3 separate regions of the Homo sapiens genome follow, and all the other regions are linked to region 1. The links are chromatin loops, found by intact Hi-C in ENCODE. Cell type or tissue: heart right ventricle. All regions are shown on one strand. Links, peaks and the distances in the headings refer to the core of each region. The heading gives the core; the rest is flanking DNA. Region 1 holds the start of CRYGS (crystallin gamma S). Region 2 has its middle 47 kb from the start of TRA2B. Region 3 overlaps DGKG (diacylglycerol kinase gamma).

Region 1 (10,816 bases), core at 2,528-6,527:
TTTTCTCAATAATCTTTATATTAAGGCACATTTGCCATTTTCTGAATTGACCATAATACATCCCATTTATTAAAATATTTGTTAGTTTTGTTAACAGAAAGATGAGGAAGTTTGACTTTTGAGAATATACTTGATTTTGAGAATATACTTGATCAGTTAAAGTTAAAAATGGAGAAAAGTTAATTTATTGGGTTTTTTTGTATTTACATAAGATGCAATCTCATTCCTAAAGTCAGAGGTGTATTAGGGCCAAAAAATGTTCTCCGATCATGTTCCAATGTTGTATTGTGGGCAAAGAAGACCACCTAGCCAGTAGCTTGTTGTGTTTAGTTAGCTAACCCTTGGCAAATTCAGGAGTCCCACAGTCACTTTTCTACATACGGTGGCACCCTTCTTATGGATTAGAGCTCTTTTTTTAAAAAAAATTGTGTTTTGAAAAAAATTAAATAATAGTTGCAAGAATAAGTCAGTGAACTTTAACATACCCTTTATCTAGATTCCATTCACCAGTTGTTAACATTTTGCTACATTCTCTTTACCACTCAACATGATAGTATTGTTTTATTTTTGCTCAACAATTTGAGAATAGGTTGCAGACATCTTGAACCTTTCTTCTAAATGGTAGCATACATGTCCTGGAAACAGACATACTCTTACCTAGTCATAGTACAATGATCAAATTCAAGAAGTTAAACTTTGGTACAATAGTATTATCTAATTTACAGTCCATATTAAAATGTTTTCTGATTGTCCCAGCAGTGTCTTTATAGTGACTTTTTTCCCCAAACACAAGATCATGCATTGCATTTAGTTGTCATGTAAGTTTTGTTGCGTTTAGAACATGTCACTTCTGTCCAGAAATAGAGGTAGTCTTCTGACTCTTACCTCTCACAAGCTTTGTTGAAGAAAAAGGACATTAGGAATTTCAAAGAGGCTGCTTAAAAAAAAAAAGAGAGACTCTTTTGTTCTTAATTTTTACAACTTTGTCTGGGTTTTGGTTTCTTGACTCAGCAAAGTCTGTAATGCAGCCCTGCTTGGTAAGCATTAAAGGCGGTACTGAAGCTTTCCTTTATTTTATAATCCCAGTTGTTTTTTCTAGAAACCATCAATAGCGTCTAAATGACTGACTCAATTTTTGGATCCTATTCTCATGACTAAGCAAATGTTTGACTGAAACCAGCCCATATAAATGTCACTGTGCCTCTAACTCTCTGTAGCCATTCCTGAATTTCTTTCAGCACTGGGAAAACCAGTCTATGCACCAAAAATGTCTAAAACTGGAACCAAGGTAAGTAGTCATATTGATTTTTAGCCTACCCGCTTTTCACCTAATGATGCATTCAACACACAGAAAAGCTTTTGCTTCTTTGCCTAGAGGTGAGTATGATAGTGGTTAGAGAACTGGGATTGAGAGAGAAGATTAAGAAATGCTTATTATATTTTCCACCCTTAACAGAATTACCGAACACTTTATTAAGGGTTTATCTTTATGTATGGTGCTATGTTAAATACTATACAGGTAATTTATAAATATCATTATTATTTCTGCCTTCTAGCAACTAATATTCTATGCAACTGATATTCTCCATAGGAATAAGGCATGCTAATGGGGATTATATTGAGCAGAAAACTTTTAATAATCAATTAAAATTTTGTTTTCTGAAATTTAGCCTCAACCATTTGTGTTCTAAAAGGCCAAAGTGGATGGGCCAATCAGGTGAATAAAGTCCTACATCTCTCTTCCATTCAAGCAATTATTTTTACTCGTTCCTCAAATAAAGTGCTCCCTTACAGTCAGAAAATTGCCTCTAAAATATTTAACTCACAATTACTGGATTGGAAATTATTCTTTCAGGTAGGGCTTTGGGAATGAGGGAATATGCTTTCATTTTCTTTTTTGCGCTTCCACTGATGAGACAAAACTGCTGCCTGATTTTTACCCCCAGCTATTTGAAAATTTTCAAACCCATTGAATCCTCAAAGAATGGCAAAGAAATGTTGAATGAATATTTGTATATCTTTCACTTATATTCTCCAGTTGTTGACATTTTGCCATATTTGGTCTCTCCTATTTCCATCTCTCTTTATTAAACCATTTGAAAATTAGTAGCAGATTTTATTATACTTTTGCCTTAAGTATTTAGGCATGTATCTCCTAAAAACAAGGGCATTTCCCTGTATAAACACTGTATCACTAGCATGTCCCCAAGAGTTATCATAAATATAATAGCTAATATTGAGACCATATTCAAATCTCCCCTGATTGTCCCCAGAAAAGTGCTTCATGGTGGACTTTTCCCCTAATACAGGATCCAGTGAAAAACATGTATTGTAATTGGTTGTCATGTCTCTTTATTCTCTTTAGTTTTTTTTAGCCTCTCTAAAAATGTCCCTCTACCCTTTTTGTTGTTGTTCTTGAGACATTTTTCAAAGCCTAGGTTAGATGTCTTTTAGAAAGTCTTGCAATCTAGATTTGTCTAATTGTTTCCTCATGTTTAGATTCAGAATAAATATATTTGGCAAGAAAGCTACATAGGCAATGTTGTGTACTTCCTGTTGCATCAGGTCAGAAGGTACCTGTTAACTTGTTCTGTAATTTATTAGTGCTTGATTTTTTTTTCATTGGAAAATAGAACTAATAATCATGCTTGTCATTCAGGAGGTTTGGGGAGAAAAATTAGTGTCTTCAGTGCTCTGAGGTTCTTGAAAATATACCATGCAAATCCCACTAAAAAAGAATTTTTGGTCCTTAGAGGAGGGATATCCATGTATCTTGAGGTAAAGCTGTTCTACAACCATCTTAGATGAAAACATCTGCTTTTAAAGATTTGCAGAGTAGTAATAGTGTACTCTTTTTTATTTATAGATGAGTCGTTCATTTAGTTAAATAACTTTTGCTTGCTAGGGTAAAGGAGATAGTAAATTATTTCTTACTTTTTCTCATTGCTTCTTCCTTTCCCACTATCTTGATAGCAGTTTAATCAGAGGAGTTATGGGCTTGGCAAAAGGAATAGATTTTACTAAGTATGTTTTCATTACTTCTGGGATACTCAAGATATTTTTCTCTCTGCTGCATTGGATTAGTAGGCCATTTTTCCAAAAATAAACCTGATAATGATAGGAATTTTGTAATAATTTCTAGGAAAACTTTCTGCACATTTCTTTAGCCTTCTCTACAAAATATTTTGCCCAAAGGTCAAAACCTCTAGGCTGACAATAGCATGGATTTCATGGTTATTCTACAAAAAGAAATTGAGCACAGCTAGGTGCAACATTCTCTGGCTCTGAGATATAGAAGGTCTCCCACTGAAAGGAGAGCTTAGTCTTGGAGCTCAGTAATGATTCCATAGCAACAGGATGAGGGCTTTGTTTCAACTTTTGGATGGTTGGCTGGTCTCCTGGGAGGGTGGACATCAGGTGACCGTATCAGGCATCATGTATCTTTTTACTTAGCAGATATTGATAATTAGTCACGCAAATGTGCAGAAGGCAGTAAATGTGAGAAACTATGAAGTGAAATAGATGGTATTATTAACTTCATTTCCCATAGGATATCTTTTGCAAAGGCTCTTTTTAGTGACTTGTTTGGTCAAAAACCAAAGGCAAATAGAACATATGAATTAAGGAGTTTAGAATCTATCCATTCTTAGAGAAGTTATTTGACTTTCCTAAAGATCTCTCCACAGGTCATGAGGAAGAGCCCCTGAGGCTTAGGCCCAGCCTTGGTCATTGTCCAAGAGAGTAAGTGCTGCCATGTTAAACGAAGCTAACTGGGCAGGCAGAAAGACAGCAAAGGAAAATAAAGTGAACAATAGTTTACTCACCAGGAGTTTTGCACTGCAGCCCACCAGCTTGTCTGCAACTAACTTGTAACTAGGTAGTGACATTAGGCCAATCACTTAACTTCTTCATCTGTAAAAACTGTAGCAAAAGCTTATTGCTAATCATGAGTCAGCTATTCAACTAAGTACTTTATCAACATCCCCTTGGACCCTCAGAGCATACCGTCTGCAAGAGACACTATCATCCTGTTTTGCCAATGAAGAGCTGTAGAGAAAGGTTCATTGCCCTGTCCAAGGTCACGTAGCAAGAAAGCAGTAGTATTGAGACTTTTCTTTTTTTTCTTCATCCGTAAACTGAGGTACCATATATCTAAATCTGTACTGTGCTAAGATGGGAAGGGAACTGAAACACATAAAGAAATTTGGGCAGGGGATAAAGGAGAGGAAGTAGATGATTTAGGGGTGGGAAGGAAAAGGGACCCTTTTAGGGAACAGGAAAGAGAATAATTGAGATAAATGGGAAGGGAAGGGAAAGATTAAGGTGGAGGGAAACAATTATTAGTATATTAGTATCTAGATAGAAAGAACTACCCAGGATAGAGGAGAATGAGATTTTATAGCTTTTTATGAGTCATTCTTCGTTTCTTCCTCTCATTCCCTCCATCTAATTAGTCACCAAATCCTGAAGTTCTTTACTGTTTTCTCATCATCATTCACATTGGAGTTGCCTTTTGGTTGGCCCTCATCATCTCTCACCTGGCCCACAGCAGCCATCCGTTTCTAGGCACACACTACTAAGTCCAACTCACTCATAATCACCAAAGGGATTCCAGCATGATTCTGGTGTCATTTTTCTGGCTTTATTTTCTAGTACTTCACCACATATTCAATATGTACTGGACTTAATGAACTACTTATTGTCCCTATAATGGGCCATGTTCTTTCACTTTATTCTTTTAAACATGTTTGTTCCTTTTCATTTGCCTCTGGAAAACACCTACTTATCCTTCAATGCTCAGCTCAAAGATCCTCTCAAGACAGTATCCGGCTCTGCTCCTTTCATCTGAAATGACTCACATAGTTTTCGCCCGTGAAATCCATAAAGTAAATCAGCCACAAGGTGGCGGCATAATGCCAGGTAATTAACGGTTCGAAGCATGACACCTGTGGTTTCAGTTTATAACCTAGCATTGATCTGAAATTCCATCTTAAAAAAAAAAAAGATGAAAAGATTGTGGAATTATTGAATAACAAGGGACAAGCTCTGTAGCTCATTTGTAGTTTTCATCGTGGTTTTCAGGAACTGCTTGGTGAATCCTTGGGAGTTCCTAGGAACTCTGTCTCCTGTTTCAGCCAGAAAAGCTCTGAGAGTTGTTTTAAAGCCAGAACTTCCAGTCTGCTGTAGTCTTCAAATAGGAAGCTGAAGCTCAGAGAGGTGGCTGGATGAAGATAGTAAGGCTAATTGTAGAGAGGGAGCTCTGTAGTCCAGACTTACTGTTTCTGCTTTCACAGGGCTGCATATTTTTCAGTGCCATCAGAGACTTACCCCAGGCATTGTGGTAGAAACTTGATAAGCGTTGGAGGCAAAGAGGATTCTTATCATTTTGTTACTTTGCAACTACTCTGTTGGCAATAAACTAATAATAAAGAACATGATATGATACATTTTCATGTATGAAAGCTCTACATCTATCTAAAATAAGCTCTGTAAAGCTAAGGTTCATGCTTTATTTTTCTCTATGTATCCTCCATATCACCTAGGAGTCATCTTCATGAAACAATTATTGAAGTCAAGTGATGGGCACAGAGGATTGATAGCTCAAATAAGGCTTGGTACTTGCCCTTGGAAAAAGTATGCTAGGATTCTGGTGGGAGGGGTAGACATATAAATGGATAATTTATAATATGATGTAAGTACAGAGAGCTGTGGGAACATAAAGGAAGGAAAATGAACTTGAGTCTGAGACTGCTCACTTCTATTAGAGCCCTCTTCTGTTTTGCTTCATGTTCAGCCTTCAGGAAGAACTCATTTCTGTTGTTGACAACTGAAGTTGTCTGTCAGAAAGCAATGTTGTAAGGTGACGTACAGCTACATATTTTTCCTCAAAATTGAGGTGAAAGGAATTTCTAAAGTAGGCATTATGTTCTTAATTTTTATCTGTGAATTAAGCCACCCAGCTCCTCAGCTCTTTCTCTGTTGGCCCTCTACTTCAGATTACTTTCTATGAAGACAAAAATTTTCAAGGCCGTCGCTATGACTGTGATTGCGACTGTGCAGATTTCCACACATACCTAAGTCGCTGCAACTCCATTAAAGTGGAAGGAGGCACCTGGGCTGTTTATGAAAGGCCCAACTTTGCTGGGTACATGTACATCTTACCACAGGGAGAGTACCCTGAATACCAGCGTTGGATGGGCCTCAACGACCGCCTCAGCTCCTGCAGAGCTGTTCATCTGGTGAGTCTGGGGACTGTGTACTCCCTCTGTTTCCCACGCCCTCTGTCCGCTTTCTCTTGCTTTTAGGTGAACATTTTCTTGAGTCTTCTCTACCTCTTAATGAGTAGCTGCTTGTTGGCTGCTGAGGCTTGAGTAACATCTTAGAGCAGCTCATCACTAGAATGACTACACTAATTTCCAGGGTGCTGTCTCTGCCTCTTGAGTGTTTTGAAGAATTAATTTTTTCTTATTGAAAGTTAGCTGTTTTAGTCAGTACATGGTGAGATGGGAGTTCAGATCATCTAGCTTTCAAGGTGATAAGTTCTGAGCAATACTGTTCTCTAAGTTCTTGACCTGCTGGTGATTTCCATAATGGTTTCTGTTCATTTTCTCCTGTGTCTTTTCAGCCTAGTGGAGGCCAGTATAAGATTCAGATCTTTGAGAAAGGGGATTTTAGTGGTCAGATGTATGAAACCACCGAAGATTGCCCTTCCATCATGGAGCAATTTCACATGCGAGAGATCCACTCCTGTAAGGTGCTGGAGGGTGTCTGGATTTTCTATGAGCTACCCAACTACCGTGGCAGGCAGTACCTCCTGGACAAGAAGGAGTACCGGAAGCCCATCGATTGGGGTGCAGCCTCCCCAGCTGTCCAGTCTTTCCGCCGCATTGTGGAGTAATGACATGAATGGGGCCATATTCTTCCTGGGGCCCAAATGCTGGCTGGCCTTGTGGTCCAAATAGGCATCATCAATAAAACAGTTGGCATGCATCCCACTGCTGACTATAATGCCTCTCCTTAAATGCTTCTAGGGACCAGCAATACAGTGCTCGCCACAGTGGGCAGTCACACAAAGCTACCCATCTGCCAGATCACCAATCTAGATCTTTGTGCCAAACAAAATGAGATCTCATTAAAAGGTTAGAAAGTCATACTGACATGTGGTGGTTCCTTTAGCTTATGTTTTGCATTAATTCAACAGGCACAGTAATAATTGCTACCATTTATTGAGTGCCTACATTATTTCATTTTCTCCTTACAACCCTGTGAGAGGTAGTTTTTCGGTATTTTATAAATAAGGAAACTGAGAGAAATTTAAAATGTGCCCAAATTCACCAGTTGGTGGATGGAGGAGCCAGGATTCAGTCCAGGCTACTTCTGCTCCCAAAGTCATTGTTCTGCTTTCTAACACATACATTCAACACATTGGCTGGAGATCTGTGCATATAGTGTCTGTAGAAGCCCCTGAAAATTTTTAAAGGTAGAAAAGACGGGGTCCTCTGATGTTCCAGTTGAGGGGACAGAGTGTCTATCAAGAACAGCCAGTGAAAATAGGGTTATTATTTGAAAATGGTGGAGCCATAAGCCATCTGAAGTCCTTGTTTAAGATCTAAAGCCTGCTATGTTAGTTACTTCTCAATCCTAAGTTTAGATTTTTTGTGTAAAGAAAGGACATATTAAAAGTGTCCCTACATTATAATAGTTGAAATGGAGTTTTATCAAGTTTTACTTGCTTTGAGTAACCCCTGAGATTTTATTTAATCTTGAAGAGAAGAATGAAGAAGGAAACAGTATGGCCAGGAGTATTTAGTGAACATACAAGTGAACCTGGGGATATGCAGAATGCACCCATCTGTAAATGAGATAGCAAAGCCCCTGTCATCTAGGAGCCTTCCCCAAAAGGACAAATTAGAATTGCTAAATTTCCCTTGTGTATACTCTATAGTGCACAGTGCATACTCACCCCAAAATATGTTTATTCATGTTGTTATCTTCCCCTCCCTTTTGTCATTTTGTCTGTTTCAAGTGAGAGACTGAAAAAAGTGGGTGTAAGTAAGGGAGGGAAACCTGACAAATGGAGAAGGAATGGGAGGCCATTTGCTGAGCTGCAAAGAGCTCTGGCCTGTGAGCTGACTGCAGCCATCAGCTCTGGATCTTGCCACCATACCATGAAGCTACCTTTCCTTATCTCCAAAACAAGGGAGTTGAGCCAAATGCTCTCTGGAGTCTCATCCAACACAAACATTCTAATTCCCCAGACACCAGCAGGAGGACATTAAAAAACTAGCTGATGACCAAGGACTACTGACACTTACTTTTAGAGGCATAATTTCTGGAAGTGACCTCAGAAATCCACTGATTTTTTGCCAAAGAAATAGGCTGTGATAAGTAAGTTAGTATCAGTCTCTTTTCTCATATCAACTGCTTGCCATGTTCTTTGGTGAGTTGGTCACAGTCTGTTCAACTAGAAAAGCAGTTCTGGCAGCAGGGTAGGAAAACAAGAAGTGTCAGGATGACTAACCACAGTTTCAGAGAAGTAGAAGATGGCTTTTGACAGATAAAAGCAGGATTATTATTTTGGAGTGTTGCATGCCTCCTGGTTCATGCCTTGGTCCAGAAAGAGATTGCTATCATTTTCTCCAGTTGCAGACACACCAATCAACTTTCTGCTTAAAAGGAATTTGACTAACAATTGATATTAGAGGTCAAAAACACTTTATATCCTTATCTATCAGTCAGTCCCAGCTCTTTTGGTAGAACATTCAGCTGTTAGGACAAGAAGCTGGTGTCTTACCTGTCACCCACACCCAGAACAGCACCTGATAATTCAGTTATCTCCCCCTACCTTTTATTGTTTTATCGCTCTGAAATGGGGGATCTCAATAAAATAAAGCAAGGGCACCCTTAAACCATTTTAACCCTATTTCCATCACAAGAATTTCTCTAAGACAAGTCTCTGAATATTCCCATATATGGAGCTCACTGTCTATTGGGATAGAAAAATAAACATAAGTATGTCCCAAATGTTACATGGGACATACTTACACTAAGAAATTGTCATTTGTCTGAAATTCAAATTTAACTGTATCCTATATTTTTATTTGCTAAATCTGACAACCCTACTTCAAGGACAAGGCAAGTTACACAGGAGTGACATGGGGCTAAGAGCAGAGAGTGGTGCAAGCTGTGAAAATGAGCACATTCCCCAATAGAAGGGCATTTAAATACTTTTTTTTTTTTTTAAATCACTACACACCAACAAAATACATCTGCATCTGAATGTGGCTTGTGGACCACCAGTTTCCAATCTTGGCTGTAGGACAGCTCTGAATATCAGAAATTGTTTTTTAGATTGAGCCAAAATCTGATCCCTGAAGCTTTCAACCTGCAATCCTAGTTTTCATCCATAGGATATAGCTCTTTAGGTATTTAAAGATGCCTCCAGTTTGCTTCCATGCTGGCATTTCTACACTGAGCAATGCCTGTTTCTTTCATCCTTTCTCTCCTCATGTGTGGGCTCCCAGACTCCTCACCATCCTGGTGCCTCTCTTCGAGCTAATGGTCATTTCTCTCTCCCCACTGTCATAGCTGTATGTAGTCTGACCAGTGCAGACTACAGCTGGAGGATTATGTTCAGTTCTTTCATCTTTTTTCTCTGATCTATGCTGTTCTTAACTAAGCTCAGCTCTCCCTGTGGCCCAGCCCTGATATGGATGACTGGCTACCTTTCCCTAAGAGCCAACTCTCCAGTCAAAGGGCTAAAGAGTTCTCTTCCTCTTTGGGTAGTTAGACAGAAATGGATTCAAATTCTGCCACTTCCATATGTTAGCTCTAAGTCACATAATCTAACATGTATATCCTCAATTTTCTGTGAAACTAACATAACACCTAATCTGTGGGCATTAAAATGAGATAATATGTGAAAAATATGTAGCATATACAGTTAATTCTCATTATTTTCTGTAATTATACTCCATAAAAATACCTCAAACACTGAATTGCAAATATTGAATTATTGCTCTTAGATAAAATACTAGGTTAAGTTCCTGTAAGCCTCTGGTCACATTTTTGTCAACTGATCAATGCATAAACTTTTTTCATATGTGTTTCTCTTTAAAGACTCTTGAATATATGTTGTGGATTCATTAACATGGAGCTCAGGACCAGCAGCACTCTAACTGCTGCCTGAAGAAAGATGATCTAACAGGTATCTCAGTAAGGCACGTCGCAGCCTTCTCATGCTTAGGAACACTAGACAGCCCTTCAGCACTACATTTGGGGATGTTTTCAACAGTGAAATTACCAACGAAGAACAGTGCAATGCGGAAAGCATGACACTAAATGGGTTGAAAGGAGACTTGTTTACAGTATGGGAGCTGAAACAAGAAGGGGGAGCATTTGTTCGACCTTAGCTGGGAATATACTCATTGGATGACTCAAATTTTTCACTGCTCTGCTCATATCCATAAATGATCACAAGAGCACCACGATTAGTGATTTTGCGATTACAATGAAATTGGAGGGAGTGGGTGAATTTGCAAGTATGAAATCTATGTTATAATGAGGGTCACCAGTTCTTTACCACCATGGTTGTCATATTAGTACTGTTTCTGAGTAGTAAAGTACTGCTATTATCAGTTTTGTGTGTGTGTGTGTGTGTGTGTGTGTGTGTGTGTGTGTGTTTTAACTTGTCTAGCTTTTTAAATCCCTGTTTCTACCCCCTAGTTGTTTTCAGAAAAGCATTTCTGCATTTTTGGCAGATGCCTCATAATTGGGAAGAAATATATCAGAATGGTCCAACCCATCCTACTACCTT
Region 2 (10,816 bases), core at 4,369-8,368, 560 kb after region 1:
AATCATGGCTATCATGAACCCATAACTTCTCCTTTCTGAGTTTCTACAGGAAAGCTACCACTGCTGGGTTCTCAGGAGGACAAAAGCACAAGACCATTTCTGCACTTTTCTGCTTCCTGCTGGTAGGTGGGAAATCAGGGAACAGAAAACTAATGCTCATTCACACTATGGTACAATGGAAAGAAAATTGGCCTTGGAGTCGAATAATCTTAGGTATGCTCTGCAAGGAATGGGCTGACTCCGCACCTTTCTGGGCTGGTTCCCTCAAACACTGCTGATAATGATTCTGAACTCAGGAGATGGTTATGATGACTGGATAAAGGGGTTAAGTACCTTGCACAATGCAGATGCTCCAGGCACACCAGCTCCTGGTAATTCTTGCTGTTTCTCACAGGAACCTCACAGGCCTCTGCCATCTGCAAGCTTCAGACGAGCCACACAAGAGAGGCAAGCTAGGAGCTCATCCCCAAGGGAGCTTTCAGACTCATGGTTTCAAAGAATTTTCACTTTATTACACATTTGTTCAGGCTTCAGTCTGATTTGACTAAAATGTAAAGACAGGGCCGGGCACAGTGGCTCATGCCTGTAATCCCAACACTTTGGGAGGCCAAGGTGGGCAGATCACTTGAGTCCAGGAGTTCAAGACCAGCCTGGCCAACATGGCAAAACCCTGTCTCTACTGAAAGTACAAAAATTAACCAGGTGTAGTGGTGCATGCCTGTAATCCCAGCTACTCAGGAGGCTGAGGGAGGAGAATTGCTTGAACCTGGGAGGCGAGGTTGCAGTGAGCTGAGATTGTGCCACTGCACTCTGTTGCCTGAGCAACAGAGCGAGACTCTGTCCCAAAAAAATAAAATAAAATAACATGTAAAGACAACCTCACATATTTGGGGTGGCCAGGGCAGCCTGGCTTCCTAAGCTAATCACAATGTACGGGTTCAAGTTTAACCTCATCTCCAAACAAAATGTCTATTTCTTGCCAAAAGAAGGCTCAGAAAGACTAAACTGTCTACCTCATCAGTGGTGTACTCATTTGGAAGGGATCCAAGAGTGTTGGAGTCTGGGCCAGCCAAAAGCACCCCAGCCACTTTTGGAGAGAGCAGGCGGAAGTGAGGGCTCTGATTTTCATGTTAAATCCTCATTTGGCCTCGGAAATGTTAAAAATAAACTTTCACCTGCATCTGATTTTCCTCTTTGTTATTGCAGCCATTGTCTGTTTGAACAAAGAGGTAGCAAGAGCCTCTTTGAGCAGTTCATAGAGTTCAAGCCAGAGCCCAAATTGGAGGGACACAGATGTTAATGAACAAGAGGACCAGCAAGAGTGCCACTGGGAATTAAAAACTCCCCTAGGATTTTCAGGTCCCTGATGGCAGGCAGGGGAACTACAGACCCCATTTTTCTGTGCCAGCTGCCCCCACCTGGCTTTCAGAAGGACTTGGGAGCTGCATATGGATTTCCCCCTAAGCAACTTGATACTAAATTGAAATCTTGATGATTCAGCCCCCCATTACCCCAACTCTTCTCTCCTGTCTGCTTGTATTTTGGAGGCTCCATCAGATGTGGGTGGGATGGGGTTTCCAATAGGATAAGAAAGCACAAACTAGGCACTACAGAATGTGTTGTTGAATTTAGAGGCAGTGTGTCATTGTAGAAAGATCCTGGGTTTAACAGCTAGATAAATCTGGGTTCAACAGCTAGATAAATCTGGGTTCGAATTCATTACTTTTCAGCTGTGTGACCTTGGGCAAGTCACTCGACTCTCTGGGCCTCAGTTTACTTCTCCATAAAATGGGCATAAAAATACTGTACTGATTAAGGTGATGATAGCTGCTATAATAAACACACACCCTCAAAAATGTCAATTGCCTCTAATGTTATGGAAGTTTATTTTGTGTTCACATAAAATTGAAAACAGGTGCTCCTAATCTGTGAGCCGCTCTCCTCTAAGAGGGAATTTAGGTGGCTGGGCTCCACCAAAGTCATCAGCATGGACATCAGTCCAAAGGTGAGGGGAAGATGATGGAGGACTGTGGCAAGTGGAAGAGATTTATGCCAGGCCTAGAAGTGTCACACACCACTTCCACTCACATGCTAGTGTCTAGAACAGTCCTACAGCTGTAATTAATTTTTTAATTACAGTGTTTTTGTAATTGCAAAAAACGCTGAGAAATGAGGTCCAGCTGTGTACCAAAGAAGACAAGGAAACCAAGATTGGTAAACATCTAGCTAGTCTTTGCCACATACACCAACTTTTCAGGGAGATACTAAGCTTAAATAAAAGAGTGACTATGAGGCCAGGCGCAGTGGCTCATGCCTGTAATCCCAGCACTTTGGGAGGCTGACATGAGAGGATCCCTTGAGCCCAGGAGTTCGAGACCAGCCTGGGAAACATGGTAAAACCCTGCCACTGCTAAAAAATAATAAAAAAAATTAGCCGGGCATGGTGGTACATGCCTGTAGTCCCAGCTACTCGGGAGGCTGAGGCAAGAGGATCACTTGAGTCTGGGAGGTCAAGACTGCAGTGAGCTGTGATCATGCCACTGCACTCCATTGTGGATGACAAAAGAAGACCCTGTCTCCAAAATAAGTAAATAAATAAATAAAAATGATGACTATGAAACAGTACAGTTTTCAACAAATGTTGGTTACTTGCTTCTTTCTTTTCCCCATGGCCAAACATTTGCCAGAAGCAATGAGGGAATGCTTTATTTGTAATAACACAGATAGGAGTGAGGCCTGCTGACAAGCTCCTCAACCCCTTCACCCCACAGCCAACACCCACTACTTCTCTATAAAAGGGGCATAAAAATACTGTACTGATTAAGGTGATGATAGCTGCTATAATAACACCCAATAGTTCCCCACTGCCAAAGAGGAGGACCCTGGCATTCTGTGGGTGCTCCTTCCCCTCGTGATCAGGCCAGTCACTCACGATACCTACAGCTTCACCAAGTCCCAGCCCTTCCACAAAATCAGAGGGTTCAGGAATTAATCCTAAAGTCAGAAAACCACCATTTAGTAATAACTGACACAAGTTACATCTGGGGTTTTTTTGTTGTTTTTTTTGTTTGTATTTTTGTGACACAGTCTCGCTCTGTCGCCCAGGCTGGAGTACAGTAATGCGATCTCTGCTCACTGCAACCTCTGCCTCCCAGGTTCAAGCGATTCTCCTGCCTCAGCCTTCCAAGTAGCTGGAATTACAGGCATCCGCCACCACGCCTGGCTAATTTTTGTATTTTTAACAGAGACGGGGTTTCACCATGATGGCCAGGCTGGTTTGGAACTCCTGATCTCAAGTGATCCGCCCCCCTCGGCCTCCCAAAGTGCAGAGATTACAGGCGTGAGCCACTGCGCCCAGCCACAAGTTACATTTGACTGTCAATGTGTTTCTATTTAAATGTATTTGTATTGCCTTTAGGTGGGTCGCACGGTCTCCTGTCGGTACAGTCGCCACCACTCCCTTCTGTGCTACATCTGGCTTGTTTCCTTCATCTACCAGCCCGGCTCTTGGAAACCTTTGGGTTTGATCCCCCAAGACCTCCTGAGGGCTCTCTCGATTTCCACGCAGGGCTTCCACACTCAGCCCCGTGACCCCTGTCTTGCCCCCCGTTAGCCACGCAGATCCACGGCCTTGCCGGTAGCCTGAGGACACCGTGGCTCCGCATTCTCTTTCTGCACATGCGCGAATGTTGAGCCCGCCCTCCGCCAAGCACTGCCTTGTCCTCACCCCAGTGTTAGTTTCGTTATTCTCTTGTGTGTGCATCTGGGAGACAGGATTAACAAGCAATATCCTATGGAAAGTTGTGGTTTCACAGCATATGGGTAGATGGGTTTCACCAACTTTTAGAGTTGATCTTTATACAGTGTTGCACATTAGCATTTATACATTGTTTCTAAGGAGAATATGTCCAAATTCCAAACAACTGAATTCTGAATGAATCTGATGACCGAATCCTTTTATAACTTGAGAACTCTGCCCTTGTGTGGTCTTGATGGGACTTCAGAGCTGCAAGCGTCCCTTGGTTGGGAGGGAGGATCGAAGTTCTAGTGTGTGGTGAAAAGCTCATGGACTTTGGAAACATACAGACTTAGATTTAAATCCTGACTCCTAATAACTGTGACTTTGAGCACGTTACCTAAACTCTGTGAAGTATGTTTCTTTATCTATAAAATGAGAAGATAATCTTTCTTAGAGTGTCGATATAAGATTCAATGAAAGTGTATACCTTCATCTCTTAGAGTGGCTAGGACGTAGTAAACACTCATAAATAATTATTATATTTGTTATAAGGAAGACAGGACAATCGATAAATAATATTTGTTAAATTTTTAAAATAACTCTTGCTTATGTAAAAGTTCAACATAAAAGTAACAATTTTTTTTTTTTTTTTTGAGACTGAATCTTGTTCTATCGCCCAGGCTGGAGTGCAGTGGCGCAATCTCGGCTCACTGCAACCTATGCCATCCAGGCTCAAGCGATTCTCGTGCCTCAGCCTCCCTAGTAGCTGGGACTACAGGCACGCATTGCCACACCCGGCTAATTTTTGTATTTTTAGTAGAGATGGGGTTTCACCATGTTGGCAAGGCTGGTCTCGAGCTCCTGACCTCAAGTGATCCGCCCGCCTCAGCCTCCCAAAGTGCTGTGATTACAGGCATGAGCCACTGCACCCGGCCAAAACTAACAATTTTTATTATGGAAAACTAGGGGAAAGAAGAAACTTAAAATAAGGAAAATAGAAATCAACCAAAATTTTACTTCAATGAAAACATTTATTAACATTTTGGCATATTTTTCCTTCCAATGTTTTACTATGTATATGTAGTTTACACAATTGGGATTAGGCTAGATATAATGCTGGATATAATCCAATATTTTTCACTTAAAACATAATTTTTCTCAGTAAAAATTCGTCACAAATGCTAGTTCTAAAGAATTTACAGTTTAAAGGAATTTTTAAACTTCAATAATTTAATTATCCATTTCTTAAATGCTGAACATTTTGCTTACTTCTATATTTTTGCTCTCATGAAAAAATACTTTCATATAAAATCCTCAAAATTATATTTTTATCTATATTTGTGTTTATTTACTTAAGATGGTTTCTTAGGAGTTTTGCCAAGTAAAGGGTGTGTACATTTTTAATCCTCTTGCAACACTCAGCGGGGCAGCCCGTCAGAAATGCTATAGCAGCCAAGGTGCAGTGGCTCGCGTCTGTAGTCCCAGCACTTTGGGAGGACGAGGCAGGCGGATCATGAAGTCAGGAGTTCAAGACCAGCCTGGCCACCATGGTGAAACCCCGTCTCTACTAAAAATACAAAAATTAGCCAGACGTGGTGGCGGGGCGCCTGTAATCCCAGCTACTCAGGAAGCTGAGGCAGGAGAATCACTTGAACCGGGAGGCGGAGGTTGCAGTGAGCCGAGATCGCGCCACTGCACTCCAGCCTGGGTGACAGAGCAAGACTCTATCTCAAAAAAAAAAGAAAAGAAAGAGAGAGAAAGAGAAGAAAGAAAGAGAGAGAGAGAGAGAAGAAAGAAAGAAAGAAAAAAAAGAGAGAGAGGGAGGGAGGAAGGAAGGAAGGAAGGAAGGAAGGAAGGAAGGAAGGAAGGAAGGAAGGAAGGAAGGAGAAAGAAATGCTATAGCAACTTCTACTCGAGATGGTTTAAAATTCATGTTATTGCCTTCCTGCTCACTCCTATGAGGAGTCCAAGTCAGGACTACATTGCCAGAGTGTTCTGCTCTGTTACTTGGGAGAATGGACAGTGCCTGAGGGCCGTTCAATACGCACTTCCTAACAGTGCCCCAGTTTCCTTTTAGTGAATTGTCTCTGCCCCTTGTGTAGTCTTGATGGGATTTCAGAGTTGCAAAGGTCCCTTGGGTTGGGGAGAGGATGACAAGCAGTGTGGCCAGCGGAGAAGCCAGCAGCAGGAGCACCAGCATCCAGCAAGGCTCGGCCCCGGCTGCCAGGCGGAGAAAGGGCAGGCCCTGTGCTCTGCACTCCTGGAGCAGGGTCTGAGACCCCTCTATGCAGAAGGCTCACCCTTAGCCTGAGGGCCTTCCTCTGCATGGGGCGAGCCAGTGCTGGAGTCTTTGGATAATCCCTTGGTCCTCCCTTTCCTTCCCTTAATCTCAAATCCGGCACGGAGAAGGCACTTCACCCCAGAGAAGGTGACCAGCGCATGTCTGTCGAAATGGCCACGGAGGGTAACCGACAAGGCTTTAAGATGCGCCGTATAACTATCTCCTTTGGCTTTATTCCCCAAAAAAGCCCGGGGAAAAAATCACCTGGGATGAGGCTGGAGCGATCCTTTCTTATGCTGGACTCATACTGCCATCTAGTGGTGGGAGAAGGAAGCTGGGAAGGGACGGGACACCGGGCAGCGGGCGGTTAGAGCAAGATGAACCTGCAGTCCAGGAGGCCAAGGTCAGGCGACACTGGGAACCGCCCAGGGGGCACTTCAGAATTTTGGGAGGCATATGAAGGAGGCAAGGGGAGGAATTATGCTCAACAATAATTATAGCTGTTTTTTTGCCGGGCGCCGTGGCTCATGCCTGTAATTCCAACACTTTGGGAAGCCGAGGAGGGCAGATCACCTAAGGTCAGTAGTTCGAGACCAGCCTGACCAACATGGAGAAACCCTGTCTCCACCAAAAATACAAAATTAGCTGGGCGTGGCAGCGCGCGCCTGCAATCCCAGCTATTCGGGAGGCTGAGACAAGAGAGAATCGCTTGAACCCGGGAGGCGGAGGTTGCAGTGAGCCAAGATTGCACCATTGCACTCCAGCCTGGACAACAAGAGCCTCTGTCTCAAAAAAAAAAAAAAAAAAAAAAAAAAAAGAGAGAGAGAGAGAGAGAGAAGAGAGAATAATTACAGCTGTTTCTTGAGCACTTACTACCTGGCAAAGACTATACAAAGTGCCTCTCATGCTTTCAATCTTTCAGTCCCCCCAGCAGTCCCCAGTGAGGATGGGGAGACCAAGCCTAGAAATCAAGTAACTTGACCAAGTTCACACAACTTGTCAGTGGCAGAGGCAATCAAATCCAGGATTATCTGACTTTGTAGCTTGAATTTCTAGGGTCATTTCTGGAATCACGGAGAGAGATCTTCTGCATCCTTTCTATTCCATCGCCCACACCCCCAACCCTAATCTACTCCTGGACAACAAAGGGTGCTCTTGTTCACTGAGATGCACGGCCCTATTTCCACCTTCTGTGCCTCTCTTGGGTCCCCAAGTCTCTACCTGAACAACTGCAAAGGGAATCCTTTCCCTCCTTTGGCCTGGAGACTGTTGGGCAGGACTGGGAGAGGATAGTGGGTGGAATCTTTTGTCCACTGTCAACAAATATTAAAATGTCTCAGACTAGTTGGAAGTTATTTTCCCTTCTTTGTTATGTGAGATTGAGGTCCCTAAAGTGCACAGTCTCATTTCAGATCAGCCACTGCAAAGTTTGGTTCTAAATCCTGGAAGGACTTCTCATGCTTTCCAGGAACAATTGTTGGGACTGATCCATGACAGCCCTGGCCTGTCTCAGTCTTCTTTTTTTTCTTTTCTTTCTTCCTTTTTTTTTTTTAAGAGATGAGGAAGTCCGGGCATCGTGGCTCATGCCTGTAATCCCAACACTTTGGGAGGCTGAGGCAGGCAGATAGCTTGAGGCCAGAAGTTTGGGACCATCACTTGAGGCCAGAAGTTTGAGACCAGACAGCTAAGCCCTGTCTCTACAAAAATACAAAAAGAATTAGCCGGGCATGGTACTATGTGCCTGTAGTCCCAGCTACTCAGGAGGTGGAGGCAGGAGGATCACTTGAGCTCAGAAGTTTTAGGCTGCAGTGAGCCATGATTGCACTACTGCACTCCAGCCTGGGTGACAGTGTGAGACCCTGTCTCAAAAAAAAAAAAAAAGAGAGAGAGACAAGGAAGGTCTCACTCTGTCTAGAATGCAGTGGCATGATCACAGGTCACTGAAGCCTCAAATTTCTGAGCTCAAGAGATCCTCCTGCCTCAACTTCCCAAGTAGCTGGGACTACAGGCACACACTACTATGCCTGGTTAAGTTTTGTTATTTTTTTTAGAAACTGGGTCTTGCTATGTTGCCCAGTCTGGTCTCAAATTCCTGGCCTCAAGCAATCCTCCCACCTTGGCCTCCCAAAGCGCTGGGATTGCAGGTGTGAGTCACCATGCCCAGCCATCCCGGTCTTAAAGAACCAACCTGCCATCCCAGCAAACACACAAAAAGTCCAGGGACCCTTGGGCCTATAGTCACTCTCCACATGGGGGACCCTGAGGTTATTTAGGGAACAGCAGTCGTTCTTCCTGTCTGGCCCACCCAGATGAGTAATAAGTCATCTATTTTTAGTTTAGGGTTTTGTTTTTCTTTTTCTTTTCCCTTTTTAGAAATTTATCCAGGCCCATTTCCCAGGGCTGAGCACTTAAGTTGCACTAAATTTATTGCTGGGGACTTGGTACTTTGAAAAGGAGAGTGGTCCTCAAATGCACTTCAATTGTGATTTCCCCCCGAGATAAAAATTTGCTTGCAACAACTTCAACATCATTTATTCAATACTTATCCCTGGGAGTTCTAAAAGAAAAAAGGCTGGCTTTTGCCACCACCAAGTCTCTCTCTCCTGAGTGAGATTCCAGGCCAAGGGCTCTCACACAGGCACCACCATCTCTGTCCTTGCTCAGGGACTTCTATCATCACATGCTGGATAGTGGGGGAAGCCCCCTTCCCGGAAGTGGACAATCGCTCGCCCTTAAAAAGTATCAGTTGGTAGTTCTTTTGGGGGGATAAAAACCACACCCCCCAATTCACACAACCAATGCACCTGTTTATTTATTTACTTATTTAGAGACAGGTTCTTACTCTGTCACCCAGGCTGGAGTGCAGTGGCATGATCACGGCTCACTGCAGCCTCAACCTCCAGGCTCAGGTGATCCTGCAACCTCAGCCTCCAAGTAGCTGGGACCAAAGGAGCACAACACCATGGCCTGACTAATTTTTTTTTTTCCAGAGAGAGGGTCTCACCATGTTGCCTAGGCTAGTCTTAAACTCCTGGGCTCAGGCGATCCACCCACCTCAGCCTCCCCCAAAGTCCTGGGAGGACAGGTATGAGCCACTGTGCCTGGCCACTCTTTTCTTGTAATGATAGAATTAACTATTTACTCATTTAGTCAATCAACATTTATTGATCACTTATTATGTACCAGGCACTGGGATAAAGATGACTGTTAGTCACTCACAGTAAGGAAGAAAACTAGCAAATAAGACGATTACAATATGATGTAGAAAATGCTAAGCCAGAGATATAGAAAGGTCCTATTGGGTCCTTCTGTCACCTTGTCTTTCCACATCCCTACCCTTCACAGGCCTTCCCTCCAGCTTCCTGCCCCCGCTCCCCACTGCAGATCCCCTGGATTTTGCCTAGAGCTAAACGAGGAGATGGGCCCCCTGGCCCTGGCATGACTTGAACCCAACCACAGACTGGAAAGGAGCCTTTCGAGAGTGGATCACTTTGATAAGAAAACACATAGGAATGAAGAGAAGTCCACAAATGGCCACCCGTGCTGGTGCTCAAGAAAAGTTTGCAGAATGGATAAATGAAGGATCAAGGAATTAATAGATGAATAATTGAATGGTGGCTCAATAGATGACTTCATGAATGAGTCAGAAAATAAACTTCCAATCTTGAGGCAAAACTGAATTTTAGCATTTCCAATGCTTGTGCTTGTTCATTGAACACCATGTTCCCCAGAAAATTCTCTACAAAGATGTTCATTTTTTTAAGTTAAAAGTACTTAAAAGTTCACTGGGAATTTTGCAATGCAGTTGAGAAAACTGGAGCTGCCTAGGGGAATTTCAGCATTAGGGCTTGAAATTACTCACCCAGGAGAAATCCCAGTATAATCTGCCCTCCCATTAGTGGTAGGAGAGAAGCTCCAAGTTCCGAGGCTTCTCATTTTACCAAACAGGTGTACCACCCTTATCACTAACTAGCAAGTTAAATGTGAATCAAATTACCGTGTTCTATCACCAATGCAGTGCTTCCTACTGAAGAGGCGACCGCAGGAAATCCTTCGGTGTTGCAAACAATTGCATTCCAGCATGTTCTGTCAACATGAATGTTGTGCCGTAAAGAGGAAAAGGATCAGAGAGGAAAGAGGCTGTGTGGTGCAGAGGCCTATCTGAACAGCTGATTTTCTACATGCCCTTGAAGGCTCCCTGGTTCTCTGAGATAAACTGGCTGAAGCTTTTGACTTTGGGATTTAGTTGGTGGGTGAGATTGACATCTCGGTCTGGCTTCATTTCATAGAAACGACACATATTGGCTATTTCCTTTGCTGCAGGGAATCCCAGCTTCTCGAAAGCTTCCGGGGTAATCTTTTAAGAACAAATAAGAAGACAGAAAATGTTATAGCCCATACTTAAAATAGTTTGAAATGACATTATTCACCTTAATGATGACACAGGTCCATAATTCTTTTTTTTTTTTTTTTAAGACAGTGTCTCACTCTGTCACTCAGACTGGAGTGCAGTGGTGCGATCTCGGCTCACTGCAACCTCTGCCCTCCGAGTTCAAGTAATTCTCCTGCCTCAGCCTCCTGAGTAGCTGGGATTACAGGCACCCGCCACCACGCCCGACTAATTTTGTGTATTTTTGGTAGAGATGGGGTTTCGCCATGTTGGCCAGCCTGGTCTCAAACTCCTGACCTCAGGTGATCTGCCCGCCTCTGCCTCCCAAAGTGCTGGGGTTACAGGTGTGAGCCACAGCACCCAGCCAGGTCCACAATTCTTTAGCCTAACTCCAAAATCCAAGAGA
Region 3 (10,816 bases), core at 2,548-6,547, 280 kb after region 1:
AGAAAACCGGGGCCTCCTGCTCTGCCTCTGAGCCTTAAGTTTCCTCCGCTCAAAGGAGACACAGTAATCCCTGCCCTGCCCACCTCCCAGAGGTGCTGTAAGATTAAATGAGAATATACAGATTCACGTGTTGTGAAAAGTAAAAGGCCGGGCGCAGTGGCTCACGCCTGTCATCGCAGCAGTTTGGGATGCTGAGGCGGGCAAATCGCCTAAGGTCAGAAGTTCGAGACCAGACTGGCCAACATGGTGAAACCCCATCTCTACTAAAAATACAAAAATTAGCCGGGCGTGGTGGGAGGTGCCTGTAATCCCAGCTACTCGGGAGGCTGAGGCAGGAGAATCGCTTGAACCTGGGAGGTGGAGGTTGCAGTGAGCCGAGATTCTGCCACTGCACTCCAGCCTGGGCAACAGAGGGAGATTATGTCTCAAAAGAAAAAAAAGAAAAAGAAAAGTGAAACATAAGGCCGAATGAGGGGAGAATCTTAATATGTGAGAAAGCTCTAGACACCTAGAAGGGCAGAAAGGTGGGAAACACACACAGGCGCATGCATATCCACACCCGATACATGTATGCCAGTTGTTTAGGGCAGGCAGCCATCGGGTTGTCTTGCATCTGTTCTGATGGGGCAGAGCCCCCACTGTAGGACTGGCTGTTAAATACGTTGAATATCATCTCCAGAGGTGAGGGTTTATTCCTCAGCCTCCAAGATGCTTCTGGGCATCACATAGTCACCCTGGGCAGGTGAGACAAATTTTTTAGATCATCGGAAATGCTACTATCCTTTTCAAACAACATGGCACTGTGTTTGCTGGACTTTTAGCTTGAGATCTGGAAAAGCAGGCATTAGATATTGAATATGGAGCAGAGCTGTGCGTCCACATTGGTGTATCCTTCCACTGAACCCACAAGTATTTGCTGAGCACCCACTCTTGTGTCTGGTGCTATAGGGTCCTTGGTAGTAGGGTTACACACACCCCACTCTGCTCCCAATGCATTTTAAATCCAGTTGATGTTTTGAGTCATTTATCTAAGAAAGTAAAAAAAAAAAAAAATACAAATGAACAACAAAAGAAACTCCAGAAGATAGTACATGGTGCGTTTGTTTGCTTGCTTGCTTGCTTGCTTGCTTGCTTGTTTTTTGAGATGGGGTTTCGCTCTTGTCTCCCAGGCTGGAGTGCAATGGTGCGATCTCAGCTCACTGCAACCTTTGCCTCCCGGGTTCAAGCGATTCTCCTGCCTCAGCCTCCCAAGTAGCTGGGATTACAGGCATGCGCCACTACACCCGGCTAATTTTTGTATTTTTAGTAGAGATGGGGTTTCACCATATTGGCCAGGCTGGTCTCGAACTCCTGACCTCAGGTGATCCGCCTGCCTCAGCCTCCCAAAGTGCTAGGATTACAGGCATGAGCCACCATGCCCAGCCAATAGTACATGTTTTAAGTGCAATCATTTTAGTTGCAATGATGAAGGGAAACTTCATAGAGATGTCTCTTGAATTGAGCCCTGAGGATAAGCAGGTTTTTGTTGGTGGTGGTGGTGGTGTTTTTTGTTTGTTTGTTTGTTTGTTTGTTTTTCTTTTCCGAGACGGAGTCTTGCTCTGTCGCCCAGGCTGGAGTGCGGTGGCGAGATCTCAGCTCACTGCAACCTCCACCTCCCAGGTTCAAGCGATTCTCCTGCCTCAGCCTCCCGAGTAGCTGGGATTACAGGCACCTCCCACCACGCCCGGCTAATTTTTGTATTTTTAGTAGAGACGGGGTTTCATCATGTTGGCCAGGCTGGTCTCGAACTTCTGACCTTGTGATGCTCCTGCCCCGGCCTCCCAAAGTGTTGGGATTATAGGCGTGAGTGATCATGCCCAGCCAAAAATTTTTTTAGTAGTCTGCAAAGAAGGAAGTGGGCATTTCGGGACATGGAATGGGAGAAGAAACAAGCACGAGCAGACCCATGGGTGGGAATGCAAGAGACACACTCTAGACTTACTAGAGGAGCAAGAGCAGGACTTGGCTGCACCTGCAGCTGAGGGTTAGCAGGAATTAGGAGATAACAGTAGAATAGGGCTAGACTGAAAAGGCCTTTGATGCCAGGTTAGGAAATTTACATTTTATCCACAAAATCCAAATCCTCCTTTAATAATGAGATGTCTTTACAAGTTTTTGGGCAAGAGTGGTATGGCTGACCTGGTGTCCTGGGAAGGAACTGTGTGGGGATGGTGTGCAGGACTTACCTAGGGTGGGAAAGGCACAAGCAGCATGGGGCTGTGGCAGCTACCAGAGGTAAAGGGACATTTCAGGGAAAGACTTGGCAGGACAAGACCTTCCTTGGATGGATGGATGAATAACAGAAACAGGGAACCAAGAGAAAGGCCGAGTTTCATAGGGAGAGAAGATGGGTCATGTATGAGGCATGTTGAGCTTGTACTGATGGTGAGACGTCCAGTCGACAGTACTACCCACTGGCCAGTGAGAAATGTGGGACCAGGGTTCAGGAGGAAACTGGGGCCGGAAATGAGCATTTGGAAGGCGCCAGGGTGGAAGCGGGTGGTTCACTCCACGAGTGCTATTTCACTTACGCGTATGATCAGACGGCCGTGCTTTCTAAGATCATATTCAGCTGTGTCTCCCACAAAATTTCATCTTGTGCTGTAGGTACAAGACCACGTCATCGTTGAATGATTTGAAGCTACAGCATCATTGTCCCATCGCTGATCCTGACCTCAAACCCTCATTTCCGTTAACACTACTTAAAGGCCATTCAAACTGGAGACACTTAGCTACTTAGCCCCTCCGAAAATTCAGCCAGTGGAAAAACACCTGACTGCCTGCCCTCCTGCTTCTCATCTGCCTCTCCGAAGCTGTCTTGGCTTCAACTCTCATCTCACGCCCCCTATTGGATGAAGCAGAGCTAATTTCTTTTTCTTTTACCTTTCAAGTATAAGATCATCCCCACCCCGGGTACCCACCCCCTGCTGGTCTTGGTGAACCCCAAGAGTGGAGGGAGACAAGGAGAAAGGTACGTTCTCTTCTGTTTCAAAGTGGAGCAACTAGGGCGACACGACTCAGGCCCTTCCTCCCCTTGGCAGGAACACAGCAGGCTGTGGAGACAGGCAGACTCAAATCCCAGCACTGCCACCTGCCACTTTATGACCTGGCCCAAGTGACTTAATGTCCCCGGGCCTCGGTTTCTCCCTCTGTAAAATGGAGATAATTATCATTCCTCCTCTCACAGGTGAGAACAGACACGGTGCTTAGCCCACAGCCTGCCACGTGAGCCATTATTAAGACCACTAGAGTTAGACCACGCTCTGAGATGCCTGTGCCTTTCTAGCCTCTCAGATCTCTTGATTTAAGAGATGATGGGCAGCCCGTTGATTAGGACCTGCTGGGCTACCGTCACCCGTGAGAAGCCAGTGCATCCACCTCATCAGTTTGCTGAAATGCCCAGTTCAGCGGAGGCTAGAAATTGCTGAACAGCACAGGTGGACAGGGAGAATGGTTAAAGCAGCTCTGCCTCCCAATTCCGGGATCATTAACAGATGGCACCGTGATCTGGAATCCAGGTTAAAAAATAATAATTAGTAGAGTTAAAGCAAGAACTATGAGGACCCCCACCCCTGTCCAAGGGGCAGGACACCCCTCCTGAACTGACCTGACAATTCCAAGCTGGAGCCAGGAAAGCAGGCCTGGGTGCAGTCACGGCCTCTCAGCGCCCTCCCTCCCCCACAGCCCAACACCACCTCCTGCGTTTCCTCCTGATCCCAGGACTGCAGGGGGCCTCTCCCTGGGGAGGAGGGGGTCCTGTGATGCTTTTGTACAGTCTGCAGAGGGCAGAATCACACTGCCTAGACCATACAGAACATTTGGGAGAAGGTCTCTGTGGAGGATAAAGCTTTAGAATGAAAGTTCTGTTCTCTGGGTTTCTCTGCCCTGTCCTCTTTGTAAGGGGCGATGCTTCTGGGCTTAGGAGCTGGAGTCTAGGTTGGTAGTTCAGCCTTGAACCGGGAGTGATAACACGGGTGATGCCAGGTGGAACCTGGACGCCAGGGTCAGCAGGCAGTGCCCTCCCCTCCGGGGTTTAAATGAACCCTCATCCCTGCCACCAGTGGGCTCCAGAGGTGTTTGCCCTAATGTGACTTCTCACGATGACATATTCCTTCTCTGTCTCTCTCTCTCCCTCCTTTTCTTTTTTTTTCCATAGAATTCTTCGGAAATTCCACTATCTGCTCAACCCCAAACAAGTTTTCAACCTGGACAATGGGGGGCCTACTCCAGGGTATGGAGATCACAATCTTTACCTCTTATTTCTCCCCCTCCCTTTTAAACTCCAATGAAGATGCCTCTTTTGTCACCTTTTTTTTCTTTCGTCTCTCAACTTGTTCCTTCCTGCCATTTTACTCCCTTTCTCTGCTTTTTCTCACGTCTGACTCTGACTCCTGGAGATACTCAGGATGCCCAGGAAGGCTAACTCTGTTTGAGAAGTGGCCTCCTGTAGCTTGTCCTAGAAAAAGTTATTTTATAAGAGGGGGAAAACTGCACACACCTTTCATTTGATTGACAGGAGGAACAGGCTGGTAAATTATTTTAACTTATTTGCAAGGCTCTGTTAGCTGGTGTCTTCATACTGAATCATCAGAGAAGAGAAAGTTTTCTTATCATTGTCAGTCAGCAGTTTGGAAATCTAGACAGTGACTCAGAGTTCTGCCTTGGTGTTCCGTTGTGGGGTCATTTTAGGATCAAGACAATTACTTGTTCAATGGAATCACTTTTGTTTTCTAAATCATTCGATTTTGAGGTTGTTTTGCTCCTCCTGCCACTTACTCATTGGCTATTCTCTTCTCGTTAGCATGGGGTTGTAAAGAGGCCTGGTGGGAGGCGTGGTCCCTGTGTCTGCGGCTAATGGTGAGCTGCAGGTCTCTGTGATGCGGCCCCTACAGCACCTGGGCTAGAAGGCCAGGAAAGCCTGGGCTTCCTCCCAGTCCGGGCCGGTGCTCGAGAGCCCTCTACTGGCCGGCCCCGGGCCCGGGGCTGTCTGCATACTCTGGGCTGGGCTTGCCCAGCACGCAGCCATTTGCCCAACCTCCAAACCAGGATTTCTGCTCCGGGTTCAGCTAGACCCCTCAGAGAGGTTGGAGTAAGGACTCTGAAAAGAGAATTTGACCCTGTCTTTGGTTGGCTGACACCAAAGCTATTGTTTATGGCAGCGGTAGTACAAGGCCCAGTTAAAAAGAGAAAGAAACATAAGTGCGGATTCAGTACACCTGCCATGATTTACCTGTAAAAGTAATTTCAGAACAGAGCCCACCTCTGTACACCACTGCAGTTGCCATCACAGTCACCGTGATTGCCATCACTGCTGAACAGTACAGCCTTGTGACGGAGCAGCCCCCCACAGACACCTTTACCAGCCCACTGTCAAAACTGGCAGACAGTCCTCCAGCTTCACCTCGTGTATTCTAAATTGTTTTCATCTGAGACGACGAGCCAGGTGGCTACTTCCCGGGCTGATACGCCCTGAGGGTCTCTCATGCGCATGTCACTCTCTAATCAGACAAGCTGCCTAGCTGGAGGGAGCGTCTGTTCAGAATTCACTTCCCGTCGGAGAGTCCCGTCGGAGAGCAGAGTTCTGCAAGAGAAGGAATGTTAATTTGCCTACACATGCATCAGTGATTCTGAAAGCTCCAGGGCTCTTCTCAGACCACCAGGCTGGGCAGATTGGAAATATTGACCTTAGGCTTCCCAAGTTCCACCCCCAAGGTGTCCGCAGGGCACATTCATTCTAAAGCAGAGGTTCTTAACTTTTTTGTGCCAGGAACCCCCTTGGCAGTCTGGTGAAGCATAGAAACCCCCTCTTGGAATATTTCTTAATGCATAAATTTAATAATAAAAGGTGACCAGGGAAACCATATCAAAAAACAGTTATTAAAACAGTAAAACAAATTAGTGATATGAGAATATATGAGCTTCACCAATACGTCAAATAGGAAGACCCAGAAGTGGGTCTAATAACTACCGTAAATTCCAAGCAGTGATGAGCATGGCAGTGGTATGAGGCATCTGTCACAACCATAATGAAACACTAACATGGCTGTGATTTTGACCGCTGACAAAGTCATGGGTATGGTTCCAACCTCTGTGGTCTGTTGCCTACATGCTGAATTGAAGGAAATACTACTAATTTCAGTTTGAGCTTAGGGAAAATAAGAATGTATTATTTTCTCCTCCAAGTTAATGGCCCTCTGAATCCAATCCATAGAACCCTTGGAGGTTGGTGGACCCCAGGTATAAGCACCCTGCTCTCCAGGGTTAAGGCTCCTGAGAAGAGAAGGGCATCACTCCACTCACTGTGGCCCACAGGAGAGTGAAGAGAAGATCCAGCAAATTCGGTGCATCTTGCTTACCAGGGCGGGTGTCAGGACAGAGCAGGCAGGAGAGCCCGAGAGGAGTGAAAACACTGGGGGCTATTTGTATTGACGCCAAAACTCTGGACTCCTCTGCGTAACTAGTACAGAATTTCTAGAAAACCATTTTCCATTTGTGTCGAATGTTGAGTCAGATTATCCTTGCACAAGGATGGCCCCCTTGGCCTTGGCTCCATATTCAAGGCACTGCATAGTAACTTCTGGTTTCAGAACATTGAGTGACCCTTTCAACCACAAAAGGAATCGAGGTCTTAACATACTCCTGGGGAACAGGGCAGACTCTGACTCAACATGTATCAATGTCAGCTGCAACCTAGTAACAAGCCCATTTTGGCCTTTCTTCTTCTTCCCAGGTTGAACTTTTTCCGTGATACTCCAGACTTCCGTGTTTTGGCCTGTGGTGGAGATGGGACAGTTGGCTGGATTTTGGATTGCATTGGTAAGCATGGGCTGAGAGGGCGTTTGCTGCTTATTTATAGTAAGCGTATTTACAATCAGCAGAAGGCAATAAAAAAGAAAGAGACATGGAGCCATGTCTGTTCATCCTTGTATCTTCCCCTGGACCAACACTTGACTAAATATTTGCTTTGGGTGGAAAAAAAAAAAAAAAAGAAATAAGACAATCGAATGATTCCCTCCAATACGGAGGTAACAGTTTAGTTTCAGGCCTTTCCTGTAAAGCAGATCTGTCATGGCTGGGGTTTGGGCAGTGGCAGGACAGGCCAGATTTGGGGGGTGGGAGGACAGGAGTGGAATTCTGGGCAGACCCTTTGGGGTTGGTAAAGGCCAGAGAACTAAGCATAGATCATAGCCTGGGACAAATCACCTTGAGATGAACACCCGGAGCCTGAGTCCAGAAAGTGCATCTAGAAAGTACAGATCAGTGCAAGCAAAGAAGGACCACACTGAGCTGTGTCCAGTAGAGTACATCTAGATAAAAAGGCCCAGGCCAGAAGGCTGGTAGCCTGAGTTCTACCCAGCTCTACCTGGATCTGTGGGTCCTCGGACACATCAGCCCCAGTAAGTGATGGAAACTGACTGAAATTCTGGGATGGAAGCAGAGTCAAGATCTAACCCTACAGAACCCAGACAAACACTGCAAAGTGTAATATAAGGACAAGAAAGCGGCCGGGGGAGCACTGGGGAGGACAGTCATCAAAGTCAGAGACTGGGCCCTGAGCGATGAGCCCTGGGCTTTCCATTCTTCATCCCAAAAATGCTGCCTGTGCTCCATGATGTGTCAAGCTCTCCCCAAGGCACTGGAGATACAGCAGGGAATGAACGGACAAAAATTCCACTTTCATGGAGCACACCATGTAGAGGAAAGAGACAGGCAATGAACAATTAAATAAGTGAGACATAGTATGTCAGGAAGTGTTTAAAGTACAGCAGGGAAGGGGCACAGGGAGCTCAAGGCTGCAATCTAACACCTGACAGAGAAGACAACATTGGCATGGAGATCTGGAGGAGGGGTGAGTCAAGTGGATACCTGAGGAAGGGCAGTCCAGGCAGAAGGAACAGCAAAGACGAAGGCCCTGCAGTGGGAGCAGGCCAGGCTGCTGGAGGCAGGCCAGCATGGTCAAAGCAGAGTGGATTCGAGAAAAGCTACAGCGGATGAAGCAGAGGTGACGAGGGGCCAGGTGACTAGGACATATAGGGCATTCTATGGAATATGGCTTTTATACTGGGAGGGTCCCATGACATTGGATGGTTTTGAGCAAAGGAGGAACATGACAGATTAAGAGAAGAGGGCAGAAGCGGGGAGATCAGTTCGGAGGCCACTGCAGCAGTCCAAGTGAGAGATGTCCAGGGCTTGGACCACAGGAGAAACAGAGTGGTGGTGAGAAGTGGCCAGCTTCTGGATATCTTTAGAAGGTGAAGGCAATACGATTTGCTGACAGACTGTATGTGGGAGATGAGAGGACGAGGGAAGTCAAGGACAAGCCAGGACTAGACCGTGACCAGGGCAGAGAAAGCCGTGCCTCCGGGGGCTGTAAGTAGACCACCTAGCTGGGCGAGAAGGCTGCAGGACCGTACACCTGCCGCCCGCCACTCCCCCGGGCGCTTTGGTTGCCATGGACACAGCCCTGCCAAGCAGCCACCCACGCTCTCCTGTCACCTTGGGCTCTGGAGTTGTTTGTGGGAGGAGGGAGGAGTCCTCCGGGAGCCAAGGAAGGAAAAGCTGATCTGCAGAGGGTGGATGGCTGCGGTACCGGACTACTCACACGGCTCCCTCTCCACCATGAGGGAGAAGTAGGCTTTGGCGGAGAGCTTTATGCAGTTCATCCGCAGAGGACACAGGTGATAGAAGCTGCTCAAAACAGAAAGAAGGAAGATCACAGAAGGAGGAAGAAACATTAGTTTTTTTCACAGGTTAGTGACCCAAAGAGAAAAAAGCAGAAGCAAAAGGGATAACTGCGTAAGATATTCATCCGTTCACTCTCATTTCAGCACTTGTTCAGTGCTCTGCAGCGCCCCCCCATGGTCCCCTCTCTGATCTGTTCTCTCCCTACACCCATAGCGATCTTTCCTGCATGTCACTGGGTGCATGGTGTGCATAAAGCACACCAGTGGCTTCCATTATTCTTGGGATAAAGACAAAACCCTTGAAGTAATCTACAGGGCCCTGGGTGGTCCAGCTGCTGCGCACCCTTCCAGCCTTATTTCTACCTCCATCCCTCTCCATCTGGACTCAGGTCCCGGCCCATCTCTCAGACCCCTGGGCGTTCCAGTCTCCCTTGCACCTCAGGGCCTTCACACAAGTTGGCCACCCTGTCTGCAGTGCTGCCCCAGCCTTCACTCAGTCAGCTTCCACTCCAGATCTCAGCTGACATGTGGCTTACTCAGGGGAGCCTCCCCTGACACACCCACCAGCCTCAGTCACCTTCTTATACGACAGTGCTCCTCTGTTTGTTTTCCAACGTGAATGTGAAATGATGCATTATCTCCATGGATTCCTCATTATTATCTGTCTGTCCCACTGGACAGTCGGTAAGCACCATGAGAACCCAAGCCACGGCTTTTTTGCCCACTCTCAGAGCCGGAGCACCTAACACTGCATCTGCATATAGCAGGCTTCAGTCGATATGTATGAAGATGCTGTGAGAATGAGACCCAGTCCCCCTCGGGGAGGTTACAATACATTCAGGGAACAAACAAGGAGATAATTACAAGAGAGTACAAAGAGATCATTTCTGGTGCTAAGGAAATATTCTGACGAGGCACCAGGTCCAGGCTGGGGCAACTAGGGAGGGTCTCCCAAAGGCAGCTTCTGAGCTGAGCCACAGAGAGCTTTGTGCTTTAAGGAAGTGAAAACACTTGAGAACGGTTGACATGTTGCGTGGGAGGCAGGATGTGCAGAAGGATGAGGCTAGGGAGAAAGGCAGAGCCTGCTTCCTGGGCCTACTGTGGTAGGCTATGGGGCCATGAGGAGCCACACAGCCCCATCCCAGAAGTGAAAGCAGTGAGCCAGTGCGAGGGACTGTGGTTCATGGACTTCCCTTCTTGGTGAAAGTGTGGGTGACACACTAGGAGGGTGGAACTGGAGGCGGAGAGAGCCGAGAGGAGGCTGTTGCAGCGATACCAGTGGGAAGGAATCATACCTGCACTCAGGCATCACCATGGGGATAGAGAGAAGAGATTGCTTGGAGATCTAGTAAGGAGACAACACATAGAATGTGATATGTGAATGGATGTGTGAGGGAAAAGGAAAAACCTAGGGCGGCATACAGCTTTCTAGCCTAAACACCATAACAACAGTTGACCTGCCGAGGTGGGGACACAGAAGAAGGGGCAGACACAGGAAACAAGAGCCTTCTAGGCAAAGGGAGCAGGCTGTGCAAAGGCAGGGAGGCAGTGCTCTGAACACATGTTCTGAGGACAACGAGAGGGGCCATTGCATTGTTTTGCTCTCTATCTCAAGCCTTCCAGTGGCCATCTCAGTCCTGGGTCTTGCCTGCGCTCAGCCATTTCTGATATAGGTCAGACAACCTGGAGGACCTATGAGCTCCCAGTTTGCCAGGACAACCCTAGCTTGAGCCTTCCCTGCTGATTCCTGCATCTCTCCTCACGCCGCAATCACATTGCTCACATCCAGGGGCACCATGCGTGCTGAGGTCTCATGGAAATACCCACCCACCCCCAAGACTGATGGATGCCTGTGCCCTCTTCAGCTCTCCCAGCCTAGACAATATGCCACGGTAGATCTGAGGCCAGATGAAAACATGTTCTATTGTGCTTTCTCTGATGGTTCTGTCTGATGTCCTTCACAACTGTCAGAAGAGGAATAATTAGGAATCTGTGTCATTGCAATTCTGAGAGGTGGTGGAAGTGACAAACTGGTTGTGGGGGCCAAATAACACCTGGAGGTTTTGTTCATTTAGCTAATGTTAGTTTTTAAA

What was found. Hi-C counts contacts between places; a loop is a spot of excess contacts. Peaks named below come from ENCODE experiments on the same cell type or tissue, not always from the same donor. Only the 100,000 strongest peaks of a DNase experiment are listed, where the experiment ranks them.
Region 2: it touches region 1 in a loop (10-fold over the local background); 100 of 110 quality-filtered maps call a loop at or near these places.
Region 3: it touches region 1 in a loop (5-fold over the local background); 108 of 110 quality-filtered maps call a loop at or near these places.

What each region holds. Positions count from the first base shown.
Region 1 is chr3:186,534,778-186,545,593 of GRCh38, reverse strand. It overlaps CRYGS (crystallin gamma S), which reads left to right and starts at 1,214. Exons shown (of 3, transcript NM_017541.4): 1 at 1,214-1,288; 2 at 5,997-6,239; 3 at 6,626-7,151. The coding sequence starts at 1,268. The coding sequence ends at 6,898. In heart right ventricle, for the core only: a CTCF peak has its summit at 4,900 (motif pointing right); a DNase peak (open chromatin) is centred at 4,903; H3K27ac peaks cover 302 bases.
Region 2 is chr3:185,979,219-185,990,034 of GRCh38, reverse strand. It overlaps the pseudogene NMRAL2P. Among named protein-coding and RNA genes, the nearest start is that of TRA2B, 47 kb to the right of the region's middle. RefSeq lists an enhancer at 5,970-6,491. In heart right ventricle, for the core only: CTCF peaks have their summits at 6,134 and 6,339 (motif pointing left); a DNase peak (open chromatin) is centred at 6,344; H3K27me3 peaks cover 1,530 bases.
Region 3 is chr3:186,253,893-186,264,708 of GRCh38, reverse strand. It overlaps DGKG (diacylglycerol kinase gamma), which reads left to right. Exons shown (of 25, transcript NM_001346.3): 15 at 2,931-3,010; 16 at 4,196-4,270; 17 at 6,770-6,855. Among named protein-coding and RNA genes, the nearest start is that of DGKG, 100 kb to the left of the region's middle. RefSeq lists a silencer at 8,473-8,552 and enhancers at 9,133-9,182, 9,213-9,502, 9,603-9,662. In heart right ventricle, for the core only: CTCF peaks have their summits at 4,797 and 4,997 (motif pointing left); a DNase peak (open chromatin) is centred at 4,998.